Regions from separate parts of the Homo sapiens genome. Here region 2 is linked to region 1. A link is a contact called in ENCODE Hi-C data. All regions are on one chromosome and are shown on one strand. Each heading gives the region's core, a stretch centred on a gene start or an enhancer-like site at or near the end of the contact. The rest is flanking DNA. Distances are from core to core; before and after follow the strand shown.

Region 1 (4,830 bases), core at 1,972-4,471:
CCTTGCCTGGCAGGAGTAGGGAATAGAAGGGAGACTCACAGGGGAGTCATCTACCCCCAGAGTCAGTCCCAAGGCAGGCCCAGGGTTGAAGGACGTCCTAGAGGACGTCCTAGAGCCCAGTGACATTGGCTGAGACACTCTCCCTCCCTGAGCCCCTTTGTCCCTGTCTCTCCAAGGGGATCATAGGCCTTTTCCCACCTGACTTCCAGAGCTGGGATGAACCCAAATAAAGGATGAAAGTGAAAGTGCCCTGAATCATTAAAGAGACAGGCAGAACTCCCTGTGCCACCCTGGAGGGATCTGCAGGATGGGTTGTTACGTAAGACAAGGCGCCTTGCAACAACTGCTGCCTGGCTGGCCTCCCAGCTTCTGCCCTTCCGTGGTGGCTGTTCTCCCCTGGTAGCCCCTGGATTCTGTTACATAAAATACCAGGTCAAAGAATTCCCATGGGACCCAGCAATTCCACATCTGGCTCTATACCCAAAAGAACTGAAAGCAGCGTCTCAAATAAGTATCCGCACACCCATCTTCATAGCAGCATCATTCACAATAGCCGAAAGGAGGACGCAACCCAAGTGTCCACTGGCAGATGAATAAATGGATAAGCAAAGTGTGGTATATACATATAATGGAATATTATTCAGCCTTAAAAAGGAAAGAAATTTTGTCACACGGTACAGCATGGATGAAACTCAAGGATATTATGCTAAGGGAAATAAGCCAGACACAAAAAGATAAATACTGCATGATTCCACTTATATGATTCATCTTGAGTAGTCAAATCCATAGCAACGCAAAGTAGAATGGGGCTGGGGGACGGGGGAATTCGTGTTGAATGGGTGCAGTTTCGGTTTTGAAAGATAAAACAGCTCTGCATGCGGATGATGGTAACGATTGCACAGTGATATGAATGTGCTTAATGCCACTGAGCTGTACACTTAAAAATAGTTAAAATGGCCAGTTTTATGCTGTGTATATTCTACCACAATAAAAAAAATTGCACCAAAAAACCCCAATGAAACCAATCCTAGCTCAGTCCTCTCCTCTGCTCCATCTTCCTGAGGCTCTGGTTGTATGCCCCAACCTGCATTCCCCATGCCACCCCATATGTTCTGCACTGCGCCTCCCTGACCCATCTCCTGCCCCTCCCCTCGCTCACTTTGCTCCAGCCCTGCTGGCTTGTTCACTCGTTCTCCAACCCACTAATTTCATGCCATGCTTGGGGCCTTGGCACCCAATGTCCTCTCTACCAAGAATCTGTCCTGGATATCTGCAGGGCTTGTTCCTCCCCATCCTCCAAGCTCAAGTCAAATGTCTCCTCAGAGGAGACATTTCCTTGACCCCCTGGACTGAAAGCACCCCCCCACAACCCCACTCCTATCCTCCTCTATCCCTTTACCTAAATGTATGTCTTTCATAACATGTATTAATATCACTACCTGGAAGAATACTTTAGCTTTGTCTGCTGGCTACTCTGTTAGAGTGTCAGCTCTGGAGGGTAGGAATCTCACTTTTTCATGCCTCACAACAATGCCTGGCACATAGTAGGTGCTCAATGAATAGTTATCAAATAAATGGAGAATGATCTTATTGATGTATGATGCATACCTATGACACACATGTTATATCTGTGCAGATGTAAATATATGGGAAAGGCCTGGAAACATGTCCACCAACATACAGTGGTGAACCGGGGAGGAGGGTGGGCAAAGAGGATGGGGGAGTGGCTGTCAAGGGGCCCTTTCAGGGTTCACTGAGTTCACTCAGCTGCTGCATGCAACTCTTACCATGCAGATCATAGGTATGTGAGTTTTAAAAAAGAGCTCTGAGGTGATGCTATGTCCCATGTAGCGTCTATGAGTGATTCTCCCCAGCCTCCCAACTACCCTGCAAGGGCGTTGTTACTCCTACCCTTCTATGAAGCGAAGCGCATTCTGCATTCCCCAGAGTCACCGAGCTCCTGCTACACACCAGGCATGGTTCTGGGCTCGGGAGACACCAGAGTGAAGAAGCAATCCTGCTCTCATGGAGCTTACACTTCAGTGGGGCAGATGAACAATAAATAAATAATTAAAACAAGTCTGTTGGGGCAGGGAACAGAATGGAGAAGTGTACAGAGTGAAGGGGCGAGAGTAGAGAGAGCAAGGGAGGTGAGTGGAGGTTTGCAATTTAACAGCGACACCAGGAAAGCCCTCACTGGGAAGGTGACATTTAAGACCTAAAGGAGGTGAAGGGGTGCTCTGATTTTACTGTGTCCCCTAAAGCTCATGTGTTGGAAACATAATCCTCAATGCAACAGTGTTAAGAGGGGCACTTTAAAGACATGATCAGGTCATGAGGACTCTGCCTTCATGAATGAATTGACGCTGTTATCACAGGAGTGGGTTACTGACAGAGTGGGTTCCTAGGCCAGGCGTGGTGGCTCACATCTGTAATTTCAGCACTTTGGGAAGCTGAGGCAGGCGGATCACCTGAGGTCAGGAGTTTAAGACCAGCCTGGCCAAACATGGCAAAATTCTGTCTCTACTAAAAATACAAAAATTAGCTGGATGTGGTGTCAGGTGCCTATAATCCCAGGAGGCTGAGGCAGAAGAATCACTTGAACCTGGAAAGTGGAGGTTGCAGTGAGCGAGATTGCACCACTGCATTCCAGCCTGGGCGGCCGAGTGAGACTCTATCTCCAAAAAAAAAAAAGACAAGAAAAGAAAAGAAAGAGAGAGTGCATTCCTAATAAAAGGATGAGTATGACTCCCTTCTTCTCTCTCTTTCTTTCCCAACCCCTTTGTCCTTCCACCTTCTGCCATGGGATGATGGAGCAAGAAGGCCCTTACCAGATGCAGCCCCCCTGGATTTTGGACTTCCCAGCCTCCAACCCATGAGCCAAAGAAAATTTCCATTCTTTATAAATTACCCATTCTGTGGTATAGTGCTATAGCAACACAAAACGTACTTAGCCAGGGATTTATCCAGGCAAAGGCAAGTGCAAAGTCCCTGAGGTGGGCACATCCCTGGTGTACAGGAGCAATGGCCACCGTGGCTAGGACACGTTCTAGGGGGAGAGTGGTGGGCTTGGAATGGTGAAATCCCTTGCCTCACAAGTAGGGCAGCTGAGAGCAATATCTTGGGCCTGTCTGACTGTAAAGTGAAGCTTTTAACTGCAAAGGGCCTGACACTCTTTCTAGTGAGGAAAGCCAGAAAGGGTGAGCGTATGTTATTACCAGGCATTGCGCCAAACACGTTGGGGAATCACATGGGGGAAGCCCCCACCCTTCTGGGGCTGCTGCTGCCGTAGAGAGGAAGGGAAACTGAGAAGTCAGCTAAGAGCCTGAGCAGATACTATAAGAATCCATCGTGATTGCTGTTTTCCGTTTCTCTGTGTGTTGGTTGTGGAAGGAGTCTTAGCACGTGTACACACAGCATGTGCATTCCTACCTCTGAGTGTGTCTGCCTGAGTGTTTATGGCTGCATAGGGGTCTTGAGTCTGCTGCCCACAAGTTAAACAGTGGTTTACTTAGCCCTCCCCAACTGTGTGAATGCAAGTGTGCATGGGCATCTTCATCTTGTCTTTGTGTTTATACATCTCTGTGTTTATACATCCCTTGTCTTTGTGTTTATACATCCCTTTGTGTTTATACATCGTCTTGTCTTTGTGTTTATACATACCTGGGAAGGTATCCATGTTCATCAGGAGGCATGTATCCATGTCTGCATGTCCAAAATGAGTGTGTGTCATTGTGCATGTGTTTCATGGATCTGCACAGCTGTTAAGAGTTCTGTCTCTGTAGCCTGACTCCCTGGGTTGGAATCTAGGTCTGCCACTTACTGGGTATGACCTTGAGCAAATTACTCAACCCCCTCTCTGCTTCACTTTCCTTATCAGTAAAATGGGCATATTAATAAAACATACCTTATAAGGTTGTTGTGAGGATCAAACAAATGAATATATGTGGAATGCTCGGATTGATGCCTGGCACATACTAGGAGCCATGTGTGAGCCGTTGTGATGTTAGGGCTCTTTCTGCGTGCATGTGTCTGTCTGGGTCTATCTGGCTGACTGAGCACACTTGCCCCAGCTGATATGCCTCGTAGCATGCAAGTTGGCATGCCTAAGTTCACACCTTACCTACGTCTCTGTGTGCACAACCTCAGTCTTAGCCCCGCATGTGCAGTGCCCAGCCTCCTCTGCCTGACAAGAGCAAATGTGGCTGGCTGGGGTGGGGACTGGAGGAAGGGCCAGCAGGAGGGGGCTCCTGCCATGGCCTGGCCAGCTGGACTTTTCACAGCCCAGTGACTTTGTCCCTCTGATCGGCCAAGTGGCTAGACAGGCAGGCAAAGGAAGTGCCCCTCTTCCAGGCTGTCCCCGGCCTGTGCCATCTCTATCCCTGATCACAGGGATTGGGTTTACACGCCTGATGCCCCTCGGGATTGGGGGATCCAAGAGAGCAGAGTCAGGCCTGAGCCACCTTTGTGTCCCCACATCATAGCTGTCACTGTTAATGATGGCTAACACTTACTAAGGACTGGCTGAGAGGCAGGCACTGTATTGGTTCTGTATTGATACATGGTCTAACTTGCCAATCCTCATGCCATTTCCCTGAGATAGGTCCTTCCATTGTCCCCACTTCATGGGTTTGGAAACTGAGGCACAGAGAAGCGAATTGTTTACTTAACTCACACAGCTGGTAAGTGAAGAGACCAGAATCCAAGCTGATTAAATACATGTTAAGTGACCCAGCTCATTGAATGAGACACAGAAGAGCCATGTTTGGGATGGAGTGGAAAGATGGAGAACAAGGTGGAGAGTGGTTCTGGCAGAGGAAGGGGCCAGCT
Region 2 (4,532 bases), core at 385-2,884, 310 kb before region 1:
TGTCAGTGGAAGAAAGCTCTCTTGAAGAAGGCAAATGAAACTCCTAAAAAGTAGCTGTCTCCAGGGAGTCAGAAGAGTATGGGGGCTTTTGTTATTTACTTGTACGTTCCTTCCCTGTTTGGATTATTTTGACAGCAAGCCTGAAATACAATAAAAATAAAATAAAATAAAACATTTCTCCCTCCTGCAAGCTAAGAGCAGACACAATTTTTAGAATATTAGCTTAGCAAACATGAAAAAGATTGCCAATTTTCTGTGTTGCTAAGGTTGTGGTGAGGCAGGCGCTCCCACATACTGCTGGTGGGAATAACAATGGACACGATCTCTCTAGATGGCAATACAGCATCACAGTCATGATCTTATGATCTATGTCCACGTGACAAACCCATATTTAAACAAGTAAAGTGGAGATACTTTAACCAAATCTGTTTTGGTCCCAAATGTTCAAAATACCCCCTGTCCATTGCTGCTGCTTCTGTGCTGGGTGTGGTGAGATAATATATTACTGATATTGAGACACTCACGTTTCATTGGGAAATGGCTTTTGAAACCAAAAAACACTTTTGAAATGCAATTTCCCAATAAAACTCATACCCTTTGATTTAGTAATTCCTCTTTGACGGCCTTATTCAAAAGAAACAATCAGACAAGGGTGAATATGATTTGTAAAGGAATGGTAATCATAGTATTTACAATATAGAAAAGTTTGATGCATGGCCCATGTCCAAGAATAGGAGTGAGTTAGATAAATGATGGTACAACCACAAAATGGAAAACTATGTAGAGATTGAAATGATAGTGTTGATGTATATATTGGGGATGTATTGATGATGTTGCAGACACATATATATTTACATAGAAAAGGGTCCCCAATTTATCATTGAGTAAAAGAACAAATAAACCACCATATTTTGTGTAATCTTATTTTTGTTAAAAGTTCGATGTATCTAGAAGCAGCACAGTGAAGAGGTCAAAGTAAGAGCTAGTGGAGTCCCATTGACCCAGGTTTCAATGCCTCCTCTATTGCTTGATTGCTATAGTTTAAATATTTGTCCCCTCCAAAATTCATGTTGAAATTCAATCCTCAATGTGCAGTATTGAGAGGTAGGGTCTTTAAGAGGTGATTGGGTCATAAGGACTCTGCGTTATTTCACAAATTAGTGGATTAATGGGTTATCATGGGAGGGGAACTGTTGGTTTTATAAGAAGAGAGAGAGAGACCCAAGTATAGTATGCTAGCATGCTCAGTCCCCTCACCATGTGATACCCTGTGCTGCCTCAGGACTCTTTAGAGAGTCCCCACCAGCAAGAAAGCTCTCACCAAATATGGCCCCTTGACCTTGAACATCTCAGCCTTTACAACTATAAGAAATAGGTTCTTTTTCTTTATAAATAATCCAGTTTCATGTATTCTATTCTAAGCAACAGAAAAAGGACTGACATTGGTGTTTTACTTTGCGAAAATAACCTCCCTGAGGCTCTGTTTTCTTATCTATGTAATGTATACAATGTGGAAAGTAAAACTTCCTCTTGCAATTTTGTTGTGATACTGAAACCTGAAAATCTTTGAGAAACACTCAGGACTGTGCTCATAGAAGGACTTCTGTGAAATGGGCTTTCCATTCTTAACTGCAAGTCCAGTAGGCCAGGCTCCAGCCCTGACAACCTGGTGATTCTAGGAAGCGCACACCATTGCTTGGCTTTCAGTTCCTTCTTCTACCAAGCCTGATGGACCTTTCTCAGTTCCCATGACTTCTGTGAGTTCTAAGTGAAGACATAGACTTGCCAAAGACACAGAGTGAGAGTTGCAATGGCCGGATGCAGCAGGACTATTTTCGTGGGCTCATATTTGCACTTATTAAGCCCTAAAAGGCTGTAACAACCAGAGCTCACATAGGTGGTTCTGTGTGCTACACATTACTCCAAAAACTTAACTATATTAATTAACTAGTTTGATTCTCACCACAACTGTATTGGAAAGGCATTATTATTTATCCCGATTTCACAGACAAGAAAACAGAGGCACAGAGAAGTTGAGTAACTTATCCATAGTCAAACAGCCTACAAATGATGAAACTTGCATTTGAACCCCGGCCTGTCGTTTTTTTTTTTTTTTTTAATGCCTGTGCTTTTAACCACTTTATTAGTTGGACTCTAAATTGAGATGTTAACACCACTGGGAGAAGAATGGTTGCCTCTCCTGACTGTGCAGATCATCTTTGGAGAGAAGAGAGTAGACAGGCAGGAGAAACACCCGCATCAAGAACGTAATCCTAGGTTTCTGAGATTCTGGGAGACTTACTAGTCTAAAAAGGACCATTTAGCAATTTTTTCTAATAGTTCTACATTGCATGTGTAGTACTTGTTGTTATCTATCTACCTATCTATCTATCTAATCTATCTATTAATCACCTATGCATCCATGTGTACTCATCTTAATGACAGCATCCCTGTCTCCCTCCTGGGGACCAAGGGGTCAAATGCTGCTCCTCTACTTCTTCTCTCAGGATGGCATCAGGTCCTGCAGGTCAGGCCTAGGGGGTCGTGGAACCTTCACAGGACATCAGGGGTGTGGGAAGTGAGAGGGACTGGGCACCCCTGTCATGGGGAAACGCCTGGATGGGAGAGAAAGCAACCCCTCCAAGCAAGAAGAATTCTGGAAGGATTTGTTTTGGAGACACTAGTTATAAAACAAACTATTTAGGGAAGTGTCTTAAAGAGGAAGGGGTGGCAAAGAAAGAGGCCCTAGGACAACAGAGATTCATCCGCCCCACTGCAGGTGGCGAAATGGTACCGCCGCCAAACTCAGGAGAGCATCCCTGCATCATGGTACCTGAGGGTGGGGGCACTCACCTGTGAGTCCCAGCAGCCGGAGGCAGCAGCAGGGTTGGACGAAATAGTTTGTGCTGTTTCTCTCAGGCAGGGCCGAGAGGCAGGTATGGGCATCATGGTGGGCCCTGGAGCCTGCTCTGCCTGCAGGTCTGTTCTTGGGAGGTCTTGGATTCTGCTCTGCTGAGAGAGGCAAAACTATGTGTTCCATGATATAAGAGGAAGTTACTATGATGGGAGGAAAGGGCTGTAGGATTATGACCGTTCCAGTTTCTAGATTGTGAAATAGGAATCAGACACAAGCTAATAAGTTACTGATATAAGGGTCCCAAGGTGCTTGGAGGGGCCCTGGCAGACACCCTTAGTGCCTAGGCTGTGTCCTTTGGGCCCCTCACTTTGTGTCAGGTGTGCTGGTGACCCTTCCTCATCCAGGAGCCCAGGAACAGGGTCTGCCATAGAGAACGGTGTGTCCAGCCTCCTGTGATAGTCCAAGACCTGGGCTCAGATGAGCTGTGCAGCTAGTCAGGAGGAGGGCTCCCGGGAATGGGGCTTCACAGGTGTGGATCCCTGTTTTTCCCCACTCCAGAGGTGTCAGTTGTAAAAATGATCCTGAAGCCATATCTGATGGGAGGCTTTGGCTCTTCAAAGTACGCTTACAGGGGAAGTGACTTTGAGTGAGCAAGGAGTTCGATCTTGGGAGGAGGAGGATAGTTTCTGTTTTAGAGAAAAGGGGAAGAAGCCTGTGTGTGTCAAGCGGGGGGTGCAGGGCCTTAGTGTGCTCATACTGCAGGAACAGTGACATGCAGAAACGCAGCTGGGAGGAGGAGGGGTATCTCTTTTTTCTGTCCCTAGTCTGGGGCCACCTCTTGGGAGAAGGGAGTGGAGGAGATGTAGAAACACTCACACCAAGAATACATCTCCTCTCCTCCTTCTGAGCAGCAGCCACCTGCACATGAAATCACATTCAGAGCCTCTAGCCATGAGCTCATCACTTCTGTGGACCCAGTGCCAGACACTGCCTCCTGTGACTCAGTTTCCCCACTGCTCCCCACCCCTGCCTCCTTACCAGTGGCTGACCGGATGTTGGTGATGAGAATGGTGATGAGAAGGGGTGGAATGAAAGGGGCCAATCAGCGATGAGATTTGATTGCTCTGTAGCATGATGAGTGTCCCTCTCCCCTCGACACCTTATTCTAGCTTGTTAAACATTTTTTCTGAGAGGGATTTCTTGACAAGGAACTGGCCAGAGTGTTCCGTTTAGCACTCTTTGTTCTAACTCTAATCCCTGTCTTCACTGATGACAGATTCTATTTTCTAGAGCTGACTGCAACAAGGTCCCTCTTCACTCATGCTCTTCGACACTCTTCCCATGGAGATGTAGGCATATGTTCCCTCCCCCTGAGTTTGGGCAGGTCTGTGACTGCAACAGAAGGGATGTGATGTGACTTCTGAGGCTAGACCATAATAATTCCCTGCATTTCTACCTGGCTTTCTTGGGATGCTAATTTTTGGAACCTTGCCACCATGCTATGAGGAAGCCCAAACTAGCATGCATGAAGAGATCACATTGCAGGGACACATGTAAGAGTTCTAACTGACATCCCAGCTAAGATGCAGCCAATATCCATTATCAATCATCAGACATGTAAAAGAAGAAGCTTCCAGATGACCCAGCAGTTGAGTCATCCCCAGGTGAGTTTCCC

What was found. Hi-C counts contacts between places; a loop is a spot of excess contacts on that map. Pooled maps may share reads with other maps.
Region 2: a map with no recorded cell type shows a loop between it and region 1 (6-fold over the local background). The contact joins two enhancer-like sites. A Hi-C loop is called at or near these places in 3 of 37 single-sample maps with no recorded cell type and 4 of 50 pooled maps.

Annotation. Positions count from the first base shown.
Region 1 is chr20:1,841,635-1,846,464 of GRCh38, forward strand. No RefSeq gene overlaps it. Among named protein-coding and RNA genes, the nearest start is that of SIRPA, 51 kb to the right of the region's middle. Within about 2 kb of position 3,222, at least 8 of the 41 ENCODE cell types and tissues checked have a DNase peak (open chromatin) inside an H3K27ac peak, as active enhancers do.
Region 2 is chr20:1,534,302-1,538,833 of GRCh38, forward strand. SIRPD (signal regulatory protein delta) reads right to left here. Exons shown (of 4, transcript NM_178460.3): 3 at 2,854-3,009; 4 at 1-140. The coding sequence ends at 124. All of the region lies in intron 2 of LOC105372499 (a long non-coding RNA gene), which reads left to right. Among named protein-coding and RNA genes, the nearest start is that of SIRPD, 21 kb to the right of the region's middle. Within about 2 kb of position 1,635, at least 4 of the 41 ENCODE cell types and tissues checked have a DNase peak (open chromatin) inside an H3K27ac peak, as active enhancers do.